Linked DNA regions of Homo sapiens: region 2 is linked to region 1. A link is a loop called in an ENCODE intact Hi-C map of the cell type or tissue named here. Cell type or tissue: ascending aorta. All regions are shown on one strand. Each heading gives the region's core, and the rest is flanking DNA. Links, peaks and the distances in the headings are about the cores only. Region 1 overlaps TOX2 (TOX high mobility group box family member 2). Region 2 overlaps TOX2 (TOX high mobility group box family member 2).

What was found. Hi-C counts contacts between places; a loop is a spot of excess contacts. Peaks named below come from ENCODE experiments on the same cell type or tissue, not always from the same donor. Only the 100,000 strongest peaks of a DNase experiment are listed, where the experiment ranks them.
Region 2: it touches region 1 in a loop (2.2-fold over the local background); 8 of 110 quality-filtered maps call a loop at or near these places.

What each region holds. Positions count from the first base shown.
Region 1 is chr20:44,013,724-44,022,050 of GRCh38, forward strand. The region is part of intron 3 of TOX2 (TOX high mobility group box family member 2); the gene reads left to right. Among named protein-coding and RNA genes, the nearest start is that of TOX2, 100 kb to the left of the region's middle. In ascending aorta, for the core only: no CTCF peak of the experiment used is centred there; DNase peaks (open chromatin) are centred at 4,618 and 6,518; H3K4me3 peaks cover 2,199 bases; H3K27ac peaks cover 3,928 bases.
Region 2 is chr20:43,934,386-43,942,712 of GRCh38, forward strand. The region is part of intron 1 of TOX2 (TOX high mobility group box family member 2); the gene reads left to right. Among named protein-coding and RNA genes, the nearest start is that of TOX2, 24 kb to the left of the region's middle. RefSeq lists enhancers at 1,699-2,199, 2,200-2,700, 8,239-8,327. In ascending aorta, for the core only: no CTCF peak of the experiment used is centred there; DNase peaks (open chromatin) are centred at 3,621 and 5,106; H3K4me3 peaks cover 331 bases; H3K27ac peaks cover 326 bases.

The DNA.
Region 1 (8,327 bases), core at 269-8,268:
CTGCCTGCAGCTGCTTATTCTAGGATGGCCTTATTGACATTGCAGTGCTTGGCCCAGGGTCAGCTGACACCAAAGGGGAATGATTTGGCCACTCTCATATCTCGTGATGAGAGGTGTATGTCTCAAGGCTGGGCATCGTGGCTCGCCTGTCATATCAGTACTTCGGGAGGCCAAGATGGGCAGATCACTTGAGGTCAGGAGTTCAAGACCAGCCTGGCCAACATAGTGAAACCCCATCTCTACTAAAAATACAAAAATTAGCTGGGCATAGTGGCTTGCGCCTGTGGTCCTAGCTACTCGGGAAGCTGAAGCAAGAGAATCACTTGGACCCGGGAAGCCAAGGTTGCAGTGAGCCAAGATCATGCCACTTGCACTCCAGCGTGGGTGACAGAGTGAGACTATCTCAAAAAAAAAAAAAAAAAAAAAAAAAAAGGAAAAGAGAGATGTGTGTCTCTCATCACATGGTGGCCTAGGATCATTCACATGGTGATGGACACAGGGTGCAAGAGAGGGTACACCCCAATGTGCAGTACTTTTCAAACCTCTGCACGCATCCTATTTGCCCTAGCCCATTGGCCAAAGCCTGTCATGTGGCAAATCCCAGAGTAAGGGGTGGAGAAATAGATCCTACCTCTTGAAGAGAGAAATGGTAGAGTCGCATCATATGAGGGTGTGCACGCAGAGAGGCAAGAATGTGTAGCTAACTTTGTAACCTACCATGATGACATTTTGGGTTTTCTCTGTGCATTTTTGGTTTCTTGGCATACAGTATCATCTAGTAGTCAGGTGTATAGGCTATGTGGTCAGGCTGACCTAAGTTCAAACCCCAGCTCCCCTCCTTGTTACCCCCAACCCTGTGACCCAGATCAAGGGGTTGATCCTCCCTGAGCCTCAGTTTCTTCATCTGTAAATGGAGATATTGTTACCTGCCTCATAGGAGTTTATAAAGAGTCAGCGATCCGATGCAGGTGAAGTGTCACGCATAGGCAATTGGTAAATGTAAGCTGCTCTGTTTATTACTTTAACCACTTTATTGACGGGGTTGGGGTGGCTTCAGCCTCGTCTCTAAGTTTGTCCGGGCTGACCTGCTGCTTACCAACTTTGTCGGGGGCTGAGGTGGCCAGGGATAGTGGGAGGGCCCCAGCTGGGGGACAGGCAGGGGAAGGCATATTAGTTACACTTAGGACCTCGGTCAGGGCTCAGAGCTTAAAAGCAACAGCGGAGTGACAGTTCCACTGCTTGCCAAGAAAGCGGGGGCCCAAGACGCAATGCTTCTTGGCATCGTGACCAAGGGAAGGATCCATCTTAGTCGAAGCAGGGGGTTACCAGGGGCACCTCCGAGTTGGGCTTTTCCAAGGTGCCATGCTTTTGTCTAACGTCCCTCTGGGGATGGAAGTAGGGGGAGCACTGATCTCCCAAATGGGTCTCTGAGGGTCCTAAACAGTGGTAACTAGAGGCCCTGGGCTTCCTTTGTATTTACCAGAGTCCAGATGAAACTCCTGGCCCCTGTTTTTCAGAGGCATTAAGCAAAAGAAATATGTCTTTTTACATTTTATAAAACTCAGAAAAATGGCTTTAAACAGCTTTTGCTCTCCTGCTATAATTATTTATTTTCAAACACTCCTGCAGGGGACCGCTCCGTTTTCTTACCCTGAACTCCTTTTTCTCATAAATGAACCATCACTTCAATAAATCATTATGGAAACAGAGACTAACACCGGCTCTGAAAGGTTGAAAGATTTATGTAACACATTTATGTTTCCCATTTTCTCATTCTGGTACTCGGCTGCAAAAGCTAAGCTAATAAAAGCTGCTATTAATATTTCTTGTTGCCTAGCAACCCCAGAGCGGGAGTAATAGCTTCGGCTAGAAAAATAGATGACCGATAAGGAAAAATTCAATTCTTTTATTATCTCAGGGGGAAATGGCCTTTTACTGGAACATTATGATGTACGAGTGTGAAGTTGAACACAAAAGATTTTTTTGTATGTGTTTGTTTTTCTGTTTTTAATGAACATTATTTTACCTCCACTAACTCTTTTAGGGCACTTTTACTTTTCTTTCGTAAACCCCCCATCCCATCCCTCATGCTTAATTTAGCAGCTACAGTAGTTAAGAATCTGTCGGCGTTCTTTAGTTTAAAAATGGTTTTTGCAAAGGTTTACAACTCGGTCATAAAAATTCACTCCCTGTTAAAACTCAGGCCAGTGATAAGCTAACACGCAGGCTGGTTTTCTGTGAACAGGATCACGTTTGTTGACGAGATAAGATTCATGGTTTTCCCTACAAGAAAGGTCGGAAAGGAACAAAACATGTTCTTTTCCATGTCCCAGTTTTCTTTGGAACCAGGGACACTGTCTCTTTTGAGAACCGTTTGCTCTGCAGTTTGGGATGCGTTCACACTGGGAGAGGATGGGGCACAGATATTCACTGAGCACCTGCTCTGCAGAGCCTTGGTGCCGTTCCCTTCTCCCAGCACCCTTTAAGGTAGGAACCATTAGGGTGCCTATTTTTCAGATGCAGAAACTGAGGCTTAGAGAGGCCAAGGGATCAGGCTGAGGTAGCATCTTTTTTATTTTTAGTAGAGACAGGATTTCACCATGTTGCCCAAGCTGGTCTCGAACTCCTGAGCTCATGCAATCTGCCTGCCTCAGCCTCCCAAAGTGCCAGGATTACAGACGTGAGCCACTATGCCTGGCCTGAAGTAGCATCTTAAACCATGGTGTTTCCCACCTGTGTTCTTTAGCGCAGGGGTTCCCAACCTCGGCACCACTGACATTTTGGGTGGGATGATTCTCTGTTATTGGGGGTGTCCTGTGCCTTGTAGGATGTCTAGCAGCATTCCTGGCCTCTACTCACTATTCCTGGCCTCTAGTAGCACTACCCTAGTCAAAATAAAAACGAAAAATGTCTCTAGACCTTGCCAAACATCCCCTGGGAGCAAAATCACCCCTGGTTGAGAGCCTCCGCCTGCTGTTCGCTCTGCTGAGAAGGCTGTTCCACCTTGTCCACCCAGTGAACTCCTATTCCTGTATGAGGACCCAGTTCAGAAGTTATCTTCTCACAGAGGCTGCCTGGATGCTCTGGGCTGGAACGAGGGTGAGGCATGTGAGATGCGTGCCTCAACCATAAAATTTAAAGGTGTGTCCAAAAAGTCATCAAGATAAAAATAGTGTTTTAACGAAATATTTTGAAAAGGCAAGATTAACACAGAAAACCATGATGAACAACATATCAGAAATGTAAATTAAGGTGGGATCAGTCTGAATTCATGGCAATATGTGGTTGTGCATTTACCAGGGGCCACCAGCCTGGGATGGCCTGAAGGCTGGGCCTGGGCCTTGTGTCTTTCTCTGGCCCCAGAATCTAGCAAAGGGCCTGGTTAGCAGGTGACCTTCAATGTCTGTTTATTAATTACTGAATGAATGGGAGAAGGGAATTACTTGTCCAGGGTCACATAGCCAGAAAAAGGATAGAGCTGGGACTTGAACCTGGGCCTCTGACTCTAAGCCCAGTTCTTCCTGCACCCGCCTGGCTGAGTATGAGTATGGGGTGAATCTTTGTTGTCCGCTGAGTAGGGACCTAAGCTGTGGACGATTGAAAGATGCTCTGGGGTGCTCACCGTCTAGGAGTGGCGGGCAGGGAACAGTGGCCGTGATTTCAGCTTGGTGTCAACCCGGCTTTCCCTGGGGCTGTTATTTCGGCTTCACCACCTCTGTGCCAGGCGAGAGCTGACGTGGGCAGCTCAGTGACATGTGGAGCATCCCCAAGAACATCACGATGGCCAGCCCCTTGCAGCACTGCTCATGCCCATGGGGCCAGATGCTTCACCTTGGCCTTTGGAGGTCAAGAACCACACCTTATTTGACCTTGTATCCTCTCAGTGAACTTTTCCTAAAGGAATGGGTGAATTATTTATAACTGTCATGTAACATTTATTTAGCAGTTACTATGGAACTGGCACCTACTTAAACCCTTTCTATTTATAATCTCACTTAATCCTTGACCCTGAGAAGGAGGTACTGTTATTGTTGCCATTTTACAGATGAGAAAACAGAGGCACAGAGGGGTAAATGACTTGGCTACACAGTTATCAAAATGATGGTGCCAGGAATTGAACCCAGGCAGCCCGACTCCCCAGCCTGGGCTCTCCATATCTAGCCCATGTAGCCTTCCAAAATGAATGAGTGAATGAGCAAGGCAGTGAGCGGGACAAGATGGAGACCCACTTTATCTGCCCAGCTCTGAGTTGAGCTATTCATATTCATAAATAATCTCAACATGAAGTGTGAGGCACTTGCAGCTTGGAACAAGAAATGGAAGAAGTGCTGAGCTCAGGGGACTGTCCCGGCACCGAAGGCTTCCTGGAGGGGGTAGCCTTGGGGGCCAGAGGACAGTGGGAAAGCCTGAGAGGAAGAAATTTCATATGTGCATGGACCTCCCTGTTCAGACCTGATCACCACCCCTTCCGCTGAAATTCATAAAACAATTTGTGATGTTTTATGGTTGCTCAGCTGCCCTCTGGTACCCACCCTTTCCATCCCCTGCTGGGCTCCTAATCAGAGCACTCGAGGCTGAGTGCAAGGGCCAGGTGTTTAACTTCCACTCCAGGCAGCATGCCAAGCCTAACAGGGTATGAACTCTGAGAGCTGCTCCTGAGTCATGAGGGAGAATTAAGGGAAAATCGCAGCGACATTCGTCAGCTGCAGCCTCGATATTACTGGGTGTAATGGCTCTTTCCTCCGAGTGCATATTCAGGACCATGTTTGGGAAAATGAGCTTTTAATGTACCGTCGGCATTGCTGAGAAGCCATCTTTGGCTCCGCAGAATGTCTGGAGCACATAAAACTTGAGATTTATTGGAGTCATTTTCCCCCTGCTCTGCCTGGATAATAAAAAGTCAGTCTCATGAGCTCTCTTTCTCTCATCTTGTGGCTTTGTCCATTTAGAACTCGGAGCCTTTATAAAAGGCAGCAAGACAAATACAGCTCATCTAAATATTAAAGCTCCAGGAGAGAGTGTCGGGGGACTATGGAAGACTGGAGGCTGGGAGCGTTTCCAGGACAAGCGCGCCCCATCAGAGATTTAAGCTCAGCAGCTGTGTTGGGCTGGGGCCCGGGCTATGGTGGTGGCAGCTGCTTGCCCAAGCAGTAGCACTTAACTGGGAGTCTGGGGTCCTGGGTGCCTGTTCTACCCCAGTGGGTGACCTTGGGTGAATTACTGTCTCTCTCAGAGCCTCAAGTAAGATGGAGCTGATGCTGTCTACTCCACAGAGTGTGGGAATCAAACGTGCCAATGAATATTTCTGATGCTTTGCTTCATGTGTGGCATGTAGCAGGTGTCTGAAAAAGGTTTGTTGACTGACTGACTGACTGACTGACTGACTGAAAAATGAATGAATGAATGAATGAATGAAAAATAAATGCCTCTGTAAACACCTCAAACATCATTTTTGGAGACTAAGTTACATGGGGACCCTATAGCATCTTCTGTCTTACACAGCAGTCTGCTTCATATCTTCTAACCCTCCTGTTGACTTTAAGGGAGATAGAATTCTGCTCATTTACAGATGTGTTCCCAAGACCTAAAGGGAAGGTGGCTTGTCCAAAGACACACAGCTAGGAAGTGGTGAAGACAGGATGGGACCCTGATTCTTTTGACCCCAAGTGCTTTATGTCCTCAACACAAAAACATCCCTCACCCTATCCTTGGCCCAGGCCTCTGAGCTGGGATGGTGGGCAAAGGTGGGACCCTTGCCCCTGTCTCCCTATCGAGTGTGGGTGTTGGTCAAAGCTCTCAGCTGAGACAGGGTTAGGAGGGCAAAAGTGTTGGTTTAATGGCTCTGTCTCCAAACTCCTGGTAGCAAGGAAAAAGGGAAGGAATATCAGGTGAGTAGTCAGAACCTGTCATAGGGTGTGTGTGTTGGGCAGAGCTGTGGGACTGGGATGCTGGAGCCCTGAGGAATCTCTAACTAACTAACTAAGCATGGTTAGTTCTTCCTGTCATCCCGGAAACTGATAACAAGACCGCGAGTCAGGAAGCCTGGGTTTAACTTCCTGTCTCTGCCACCACTAAGAGATTGTGGGAGACAAGTCACTTTCCTTCCGGCCTCACTTTCTTCACCTGTTGAATGGACAAAACCTAAATCACCCCAGGGAGTTGTGGAAAGGATCAAGGGAGAGGGGGCTTCTAAAGCATTTCATGAATGAGCTCCTCAAGAGATTCAAGTCTCTGGAGGGTGTGGATCACAGCCGGCTCAGGAGAGCCCCGGGATTAGGAGGTAGGGCTCCAAGGTCAGGCAGCATCAGCTGCACATGTAACCAGCTGTGCGACCTCAGCCAAGCTGTTTAACCTCTCTGTGCCACAGTTTCCTCCCAGGGTTGTTGTGAAGAGTAAATGAGACATTAGAGATGCTATCTGGAGCCGCGCTAGAGGGAGGTCTGCCTGGTCCCACAGGCAGCACTGCAGCGTGGATTAGGCCACGGAGTTGCTGGCATTTGTTCCCCAGTGTGAACTGTGAATCAGTCATGGGTCACAGGCCAGAAGTAGGTGGAGCTCCTGCATAACTTCCTACGTAAGACGGCCCCCCAAGGGAGGGAGAGCATTAGGACAAATACCTAATGCATGCGGGGCTCAAAACCTAGATGACAGGTTGATAGGTGCAGCAAACCACCATGGCACATGTATACCTATGTAACAAACCTGCACGTTCTGCACATATAACCCGGAACTTAAAGTAAAATTAAAAATAAAAATAAAAATAAAAAGATGGCCCCTCTTGGCCAAGGGCAGTTCTCGAGAAAGGGGCAGGTGTGTGCCTTTGGCAGCCACACTCCCAGCAGGGGATCCAGCAAGACAGACTACTGCTGAGCTGCTTCTGGAAACGTGATCCTAAGGCCAGCAGCAGCAGCATTGCCTGGGGACCTGTTAGAGATGCAGATTCTCAGGCCCCTCCCTAGACCTGGTGACTGGGAGACTCGGCTGGGCCCAGCAGCCCATGCCTAACCACGCCTCCAGGGGCTTCTAATGCCAGCCCAGAACACTAGGCTGTGGTCATCCTCAGTTGAGCCCTGAATTCTCAGTTGTTTTAGGACACATAGGATGCACTTGTGTTTCTGTTTGCCTTGAGGATTTCATCACACTGAGGATGGTTGCAGACTTTTTCCCCCCAGAGGAACTCGAGGACCGACACCTCTGCCTGTGGTTCCTGGTTCTTTCCTACCCTGTGCACCTCCCATTGGGACAGGCCTTGAAGCGGACCCTCTGGCATGATGACAGTCCCAGCCTGTGATCAGAAAGACTCTAGGTTTTCCTGAATCGCACGACGCCTCATCCTGGGGTGCTTCATGGGCAATTGTGCACCAAGGGCCTAAGAAGAACCAGGAACAAAATGCAACAGGGAAAAGAAAGGGGGCCTAGGACAGGGGAGGTATCAGGGACGTCTTGTGACCAGAACGCAAAATTCCTCCCACTGCTTATGGGGGAGAGGGGTGTGCATATGCCGGGGAAGGGATGGATCAGCAAAGCCCATTCTTTGAGATCATAGGAGGACAGAGTGTGAGCAGGTAGACAGACTCAGACATTTGCAGCACTGGTAGCAACTGGCCCGGGAGAACTGGACCTTCGTCAGAAGCACAGGGTAACAGCAAATTATGGGGCCGTAAGCCGAGATTCTAAGACTGAAGGATCAGCCTGAGATGGTCGCTACCCCATCCCACAGGACTCCTCTTCTCCTTTGGGAGCCCCAGACCTGAGGCCCCTGTCCCTGTGCACACAAGACCCCCAACCACTCCCTTTTTGTCTGCCTTGTGAACTTGACACCTTCTTACCTTCTGCTTCTGTATCCCTCCTCTGAGAAGCAGATTAACTCTAGCCAGTACATTGGCTGTGCCCTGCATGCTTCCACTAGGTCGACTTTTTTTTGAGAAAGAGTCTTGCTCTGTTGCCCAGGCTGGAGTGCAGCGGTGCAATCATGGCTCCCTGCAGCCTCTACCTTCCTGATTCAAGCAATCCTCCTGCCTCAGCCTCCTGAGTAGCTGGGATCACAGACACACACCACCATGTCTGGCTAATTTTTGATTTTTTTTTTTTTTTAAGAGATGGGGTTTCCCTGTGTTGCCCAGGCTTGTCTTGTACTCCTGGCCTCAAGTGATCCTCCCACTTTGGCCTCCCAAAGTGTTGGGATTATAGGTGTGAGCCACCACACCCAGCCTAACTGACTTTGATCACACTAAACCAGAACTGTACCTTCCCATAACCCACTGCAAAATGAATTCCAGATGTGGTAGGGAGCAGGCTCACTTTGCCCTTAGCACGTGGCGGAAGGC
Region 2 (8,327 bases), core at 126-8,125, 79 kb before region 1:
AGCCACCTCCACCGTGCAGGTGAGGAGCTGAGGCTTGAGAGGTGAGGGCACTGGGCCGGGGTCACAGTGGGATTGGAACCCAAGCCTGCTTGCCAGGAACATACTTTCTCTTCCTAAGGGACCATACCACATAGGGAGGGGGTGTGTGGAAAGGGGAGGGGAGCTGGAGGCCTTGGGAATTACTGCAGACCTGACTGGATGGGCAGAGGCTCGTGTAGAGGGGGCTGGGAGGACACTGACTACCAGGCTCTGGGGTTTGGATTCTGTATGGGGAGCCATGGAGGGCTTTGGGGCAGGCGTGATGGTGCAGTGTCATGCCCTCTGTCCTGGGACCCTCTTCCCATCCCAACTCTGAGCCAGCTTCTCCACATTGTCCACCCTCCCTGGATTCAGACTTCATCTGTGTGTGTGTTTGTGTGTGTGTGTGTGTGTGTGTGTGTATGTGGGGGTGTGTGTTGGGGTGGGTGGAGTCCATCCTGGACCCTTTCTGTAGACCATTTTTTGGACATTTGGGCTACTCCAGACAGGGGTCATCTATTTTTGCTGTAAGTGTTTTGTGGGGCAGAGGCCAGGCTAAGCTGCCGACAGCATCCCTGGAATCATGCTCTGTCCAGGAATCTTAGTGACAGCTGGGTGTCTGGCCACTGTGGTGAGCCTTCCTTCTCTACCCTTCCCATGCAGCCAGCCCCATTCTGTGCACTGGTGCCTTGGGGGTGAATGGAGGAAGGAGCACAAATCATTATCCCAGATGAAGACAGATTGGGCTTGGGGTGCGTCAGGACCTTGTGGGGAGGATTCGGTTCTGAATTATTTTCAGTCTTCTTTGCTCTGTCCCCACCTCTGTGGCCTGAGTTTTCTCTCCCAGTCAAAGCTGGGAACATCCAACTCTTTCTCCGCCATCTTCCCTGTAAGCCTCTCCTGCGTAGGATGTTATATAAGCTATAGTCACAGCTTGGAACCTGGCACGATATGCTGATATCAAACATGGAAACTGTTAGTGCTAAGCTGCTATGTGGGGATAAGATGGTCGAATGAAAGGTACCAGTGGAGTTGGGGCGGGGACGAGGAGGAACTACTGTTCAGTGAATACCTACTATGTGCCAAGCACTGTGCTAGGTGTCTTTTGTGTACTATCTTATTTAACCCCTACAACAGCCCTGCAAATTATGTATTACTATTAACCATGTCACAAATGGGATACCTGAAGCTCAGAGAAACTTGCCCAAGGTCACACAGCCTGTAAGAAGCAGAGTGGATCTGCCGGGTGGGGTGGCTCATGCTTGTAATCCCAGCGCTTTGGGAGGCCGAGGTGGGTGGATCACCTGAGGTCAGGAGTTCGAGACCAGCCTGGACAACATGGTGAAACCCTGTCTCTCCTGAAAATACAAAAATTTAGCTGGGTGTGGTGGTGCATGCCTGTAATCCTAGCTACTCAGGAGGCTGAGGCAGGAGAATCGCTTGAACCCAGGAGGAGGAGGTTGCAGTGAGCCAAGATCATGCCATTGCACTCCAGCCTGGGCAACAAGAGTGAAACTCCATCCCAAAAAAAAAAAAAAAAAAAAAAAAAGAAGCAGAGTGGATCGTGAACCTGAATCCGTCTAGCTCTGAAGTCATGGTCTTTATTCTGCACCACATATTCTTGCATGCACAGGGGTCTTTAGCTTCCTTTTGGAGACCCTTTCATGTGTTCCTCATTGAGACTCAGACCATCAACCTGAGAAGCCTTGGCATGGCGTCTTGTCATTCCCACTGGTAGAGACAGGCAGACCTACCCACAGAGGTGAGTGCCCACCTTGTCCCAGCTCAAGGCAATGTCATAGGCCAGCAGGCTCAAACTCAGGGTCTGAACTTTCCTGATCCCAGCTGCTTCCCAGCCCCCAAGAGGCTTTGTTGTTTTCAACTTGATGTTGAGTAGACCAGACACATGTTCTTTGGCTGTGAGTATTATCAGCGCAAATGCTCTTATATTAGCTCCTGTATTGGTTGTGTATTGCTTCACAGTAAGCCACCAGAATTAATGGCTTAAAACAATAACCATTTCATTAAGCTCATGATTCCATGGGTTGGCTGCAAGGCTTCCTGGCTAGGCTGGTTGTCTCTACAGGCTCTCCCTCCCTGCATCATGGTCAGTTGGCCAGTGGCCTGGGAGCTGGGTGATCTAGGACAGCCTCCCTCGTGCAGCTGGCAGTTTGCATGCTGCTGGCTGGGGGCTGGCTGGTTGTTGGCTCAGCTCCCCACATGACCTCCTGTCCTCCAGCAGGCTAGCTCGGGCATGTGCACCTGGGGCTCCCAGGCTCCCTGGTGCATCAAGAGAGAGCAAACCCCAGTGTCCTGGTGCTTTTCAAGCCTCTGCTTGTGTCACCTTTGTTGTTGTCCCATTTGTCAAATACAAGCATATGGCCAAGCCCATATTCAAAGCATAAAGAGAGAGATGATGAGAGGAGTGGCAGCCTCACGGTGCCAAGGGCATGCATGCAGGACAGGAGGCTATGATTAGGATTAGTGGTCATCTTTGTAATCTACACAGCTGCCCCCACTCTTCAGACAGCAGACATTCATCGAGTCCCTGCTGTGTGCCAGGCACTGTGGCAGGGAACAAGACAGGCCTTGTGCTGTGGGCATGTGGCCTCTAGTCTAGCCAGTGAATAATCACATGATGAAACATAACTAAAGCAGAACAGGTGTGATGAAGGAGAGCCACACAGGGCCGGGAGACCAGGCAACAGAGAGCTCTGGGGGGACTGTGGGAAGACTAGGAGTTGCTAGATGATGGGCACGGGGGAAGCATTCCAGGCAGGGAAGAGCACGCGCGAAGGTCCTGTGGAAGGAGGGGCCTGGCACACTTGACCACTCCAAGAAAGTGCCAGTTTCTTTTAAGTGTCGGCAACCTTGGGCTGGGAAAGGAACTTCTGGTTCGCAAAGGTCCCCTGAGCATTTCCGTGCGATGCAGTCTCAGGAGGGAGGTGGCTGATAACCTTCCCACGGGCAGCTCCTGGGTTTTGTGGGCTGGGAGAGGAGACCCAGGAGGGATTTGAGCATTGGGAAGGGTGTTGTGGGCACAGAGTTCAGTTTGAGGAAGGGGGAGGAGGAAGCAAGGAAGGGGTCAGTTGCAGAGGATTTGGGAGGGACTGGTGTGTGAGGGAAGTGAGGGGTTTTGGACTCAGTCCTGCTGGCTGGTGGTCTTTGAACCATGGACTGAGAATGAGGTGATCAGATGCTGGGGAGGCCCGTAGGGAGGGTGCACAGAGGAATGACTTGGGGACCCTCCCCAGCCACACCCCAGGTCTCCAACCCTAAGCCAGCCTCTACGTCCATGTGCAGGGCTGGGAGGGCCATCCTGGGGGCGACCGCAGCATCGAGTCCCCATGCGGATCTGCCTGCCCAGTCCCATAAGCAGCCTTTGATGTCCCTGGAGCCTTCAACAGCTTCTCTGAAGGCAGATCAGGGGCTGTGGTTTTGGAAAAGGCCTAGCATCACTGGGTGCCAGAATCATGATCATAAATGAACCAGCACAGATTGGAAAAATGGGAGGAGTCTGGAGTGTGGGTTCCAGCTTCTTGCCAATGTCTCCATGAAACCGTGCAAGTAGCTGCCCAGTCCTGAGCCTCCGTTTTCTCACCTGGAAATAGGGCCAGCTCCCATCCTCCCTGGGTCAAGTGAAGAGGAAGCTTTGAGGGCTGTTAACCTCAGCACCTTCAGTCTAATGCTTGTGGACAATGCGGGCACCCCAGTGACTGCACGGTGGAGTGAAGCAAACTCTCCTCTTACCAGGACCCATGTCAGTGGAACTTTCTTCCCCAGAATAAATAGAAACCATGGCAACCGGGATATGTCATGTGGACTGGCAGCCTGTCCCAGTGATGGCCAGGAGAAGGGCCTGGCACAGATGCGGGCCCCACTCACAACTCCACCCGCTGTGGGATGACCCACCGGGACCCCTTAGTCCTCCCCTCCTGCCTGAGGTAGGACTGAGAAGTTCAGTCCTGACCTTGGGTTTCCATTCAACCTCAGATTTTATTATTACTTAATAGTAAAATGCTTGTCCCGGAAAGCACGTCTCAAATGAGATAAGTTGAAGCAATCCTGGCTCCTGCCCCATGTCCTGATGGGTGCACTAGGAGTTATCAGGATACTGCTGGATGTGGGCACTGAAATGGCAGCAAATCTACTCTGAGAGGGAGGGCGCTGAGCCTGTGAGCGCCTTCAGTCTTCAGATGGCCAGCGAGGTGGTGGCATTAATATCCCACTTTACGGAGAGCCTCAGCTCTTTACCCGGGATTCACAGCTAGTATTTGACAGAGCTGGCATTCGAACCTGCATCTTCATGCCCCAGGACTTATTTCCACACTGGCTTTAGCTGAACTGGAGGCCCAGCCACCACATGGCAGGCAAAGAGCATTTGTCGCTCCCTGCATTGAGGGGGTGACTGGTCTGTGACGCCTGCCCCCAGCACAATGGGTCCAGGGGTGGTAGAGGGGCATCTGAGGCAGCTTTGAAGGCCAGGGGGTTTTTCCAGCCCTTGTGTTTCTGCCTTATGGCCTCCTTGTGCAGCTCTGGCAGGAGTGGACAGGTGCCCTCGCTTCTAGAAGCATGGTCTTGCCTTAGCTGGAAGTTGAGGGTGGAGCTTCCTGGAGTCGCTGGCTTCACCTGCCTCTGCAGCCATCCAGACAGGATGCCAAAGCCCCAGCTTGGGTAACCCCCTTGTCTCTTGGAGCCCCAGTGTCCTTATCTGTAAAACGAGGAGATCAGTGACTCAGGGACAGCATAGCATAGTGGTGCTGTGCATGCACGTTAGGTCCTAGGACCTTAGTTCCAATTCTGTCTGTGACAATTACTAGCTGTGCACATCTAGTAAGTTACTTAACCTCTCTATGCCTCAGTTTCCTCCTCTGTGAAATGGGGATAATAATTGCATCTACTTAATTTGTGGTAAGGTTTGCATAGGGATTTCATCATATTGGGACTGGAGGAGTTGAGTAAGAAGAAAGGGCAAAACCTTGGTCTAGCTTCCGCCAATTTCTGGGCAAAAGCTGAAGTTAGCACAAAGTCAGCCCAAGCATGCTCCACTGCACTCAAAGTACAGTTCTGCTGCCAGAACCCAGCCAGGGGGAGGGGATGGGAACTGTATAAGAGTAGGACGGATGCCAAGACTAGTGAGGCATTTTAACAACATGAGGCTGGAATGTGGCATTGTGTAAGTCCCACAAATGAATATGTGCGGTGAGGTTGGAAGATAAGCGAGGGTTCATTTGGTGAGACCATTCGTATAGTCAGACATGAGTTTAAACTGACCCTGCAGCTTAGAAGCTGTGTGGCCTCAAGAGCTTACTTAACTCCTCTGAGCCTGTTGGCACACCCAAAAAGAAAAACAACTCATTTCATTTTGCTAGATTGTCTAAGGATTAAAGAGATGACAGAAAGTACCAGTGCCTGGCACAGAGTAGATGCTTACTAAGCACCCCAAGAGTGTCTTATGGGGTGCTTATGTGATTCAGTCGGTGCTGCTGCTGAGTGACCACAGGGATATGCTCAGATATGCTGCAGAGGTTTCCTTCTGTAGTTAAAGGGCAGGGAGTCATGCCCTGTATGAGACATTTTTCCTTAGGGAAAATGAAGTCATGGGACTTGTTCATCTGGATAGTGCAGTCCAGGGGTGTATGGGGCTTGGGGTACTGCAGGCAAGTCCCTGGGACAGTGTGGCTGAGGGATGGGGCATTGGGTCTAGGAGCTTGGTGCAGAGCTCAATCAGGAACCTTGAAAGAAAACACAATGTGAAGACTTTCTACCTTGAGGACAGTGGGGCCGTGGAAGGATTTTAAATGGTGGGACGTCACTTTTTTTTTTTGAAGAGTTGGTGTCCTACTCTGTCACCCAGACTGAAGTGTAGTGGCATGATTATAGTTCACTGCAGCCTTGAACTCCTGGGCTCAAGTGATCCTCCTGCATAAGGCTCCTGAGTAGCTGGGATTACAGGCATGCGCCACCATGCACAGCTAGCTTTTTTTTTTTTTGTCTGTTTTTCAGAGATAGGTCTCGATATGTTGCCCAGGCTGCTCTTGAATTCCTGATCTCAAGCAATCCTCCCATCTCGGCCTCACAAATTGCTGGGATTACAGGTGTGAGCAATCGCACCTGGCAACTTTTTTTTTTTCCCCCAGGAAAACTCTACTAATTGGCCTGGAAAATAAATGGGGGAGGGTGAGCTAAGGGGCTGCTATGGGGATCCAGGCCAGAAGGGTGAGAGGCTGAGCCAGAGTCGCAGGGATGGAGGGAGAAGAGGTGACTGCAGAGGATGAGGCAGCTATCAGGGCACCCTAGGGGTGTGGTGTGGCACTTTAGTGGTCAGTGCTTTGCAGAGACGAGGCACATGGGATTAAGCAAACACAAAATCCCAGTGGGCATGAGGATGTAGACCAGGGCACCTTAGAAGCGCAAAGCGGCTTTAGTCACTTCCCTTGCGTGAGATTTGTTTAATAGAAGCTTGCAGCTTCGCAGCACTTAACAGGTGCTGACGGGGGCATCACAATATTGTGAAATTAAGCTGTGAAGCCGACTTCATTACCAGCTTACCTGGCGATGAAGCAGCTGCCTTAGTTAGCACTGATGGTTGGGCATGACAGAGCTAAAATTGAACTTGGCAATTACTGCTCATGAGAGGTTCTCAGTACTGTGAAAGGAAGGTTCCATGGAAATCAACCCTGGTAATCACAGGGTTTAAAATTAGTCAGTTACTATTAAGGTTGCTCTGTCAGCATATGCTTCAGGGTGATGTGAGGGAAGGGGGCGTGGAAGCTTGGGTTTGGGCTGTTGTGGGTTACCTTATGTTCACCTGCACTGCATTTAAGAAAAAAAGTTGGTTCTAGGACAAAGGTTCGAGAGTCCCAGGGTTAATATCATGGTGCAGGGTGGCCATTTGGATAATAGGTGGTTTTAAAGCCTTTTTTTTTTTTTTTGAGTATTTTTTGAGACAGAATTTCGCTCTTGTTGCCCAGGCTGGAGTACAATGGCGCGATCTCGGCTCACTGCAACCTCCGCCTCCCAGGATCGAGTGATGCTCCTGCCTCAGCCTCCTGAGTAGCTGGGATGACAGGCATGTGCCACCACACCTGGCTAATTTTCGTATTTTTAGTAGAGATGGAGTATCACCATGTTAGCCAGGCTGGTCTCGAACTCCTGACGTCATGTGATCCACCCACTTCGGCCTCCCAAAGTGTTGGGATTACAGGCGCGAGCCACTGTACCTGGCCTAAAGCCCTGTTCTTTTTATTTGCGTAAGCTCACACCCTCTCAGCTTTGGTGTTTTCTATTGACTTAAGGAGGTTTCCTGACTCGCTTCTGGTCTCTCCTTGGGATGTTGCACAGGAAGAGCTCAGCTCTCTGTGGGTTCCTCCTTGCCCTGGAGGAAGCAATGATGTGATAGGATGGGAGGTTCCTGAGTCCTTCACAGAATTGTTTTTGGTAAACCTTGGCTGGAACATCTCAGCAATCTCAGAAGATTTGTCCCCGTTTTGTGAATAAAGACAGCAAGGGGCTGATATGGGCTTGGTTGCTACTGTAGTGAAAATCAAAGGACAAAGCTTATAATGATTCAATTGTGAGTTTGCCTGGGCTGTGTGCACTGACCCTCATCAATAAGAAGATGGAAGTTGACTCCTTGCTGTGAGCCTCAACTTCCTCATCTGTAAAAGGGGAACTTGTTTTGTGCAAGTGTGAGGATTAAATGAGATCATCAAAGCACAGTAGAACCTCAGCATGGTGGCTGTTGGCTATTAACAGTGATATTTATGGACCAGACCAGGCACTTTCCATCGATGACAGCTGCTTTGACAAAAACCCCACCAGGAGGGAACTATTATTCCCATCTTAACATTAGTAAACAGAGGCTCAGAGAGGATCTAAGTTTGGCCAAGATCTAAGGGTACAGCCAGGATTCAAACCCAGGCATTCTGGCCACAGAGCCTGGCCATTGTCCCTGCCCCTCACCCTGGGAACAGCTGAACAACAAGGAAACAAGTAACATCATAGCTCATGCCTGTCATCCCAGCACTTTGGGAGGCCAAGACGGGAGGATTGCTTTAGGACAGGAGTTAGAGACCAGCCTAGGCAACATAGTGAGACCCTATTTTTACAAAAAAAGAAAAAACACAAAAATTAGCAGGGTGTGGTGGCACATGCCTGTAGTCCCAGCTACTTGGGAGGCTGAAGCAGGAGGATCTCTCGAGCCCAGGAATTCAAGGCTGCAGTAAGTTATGCTCATGCCACTGCACTGCAGCCTGGGCAATAGAGGGAGACCCTGTCTCAATAAATAAATAAATAAGAGAAAAAAG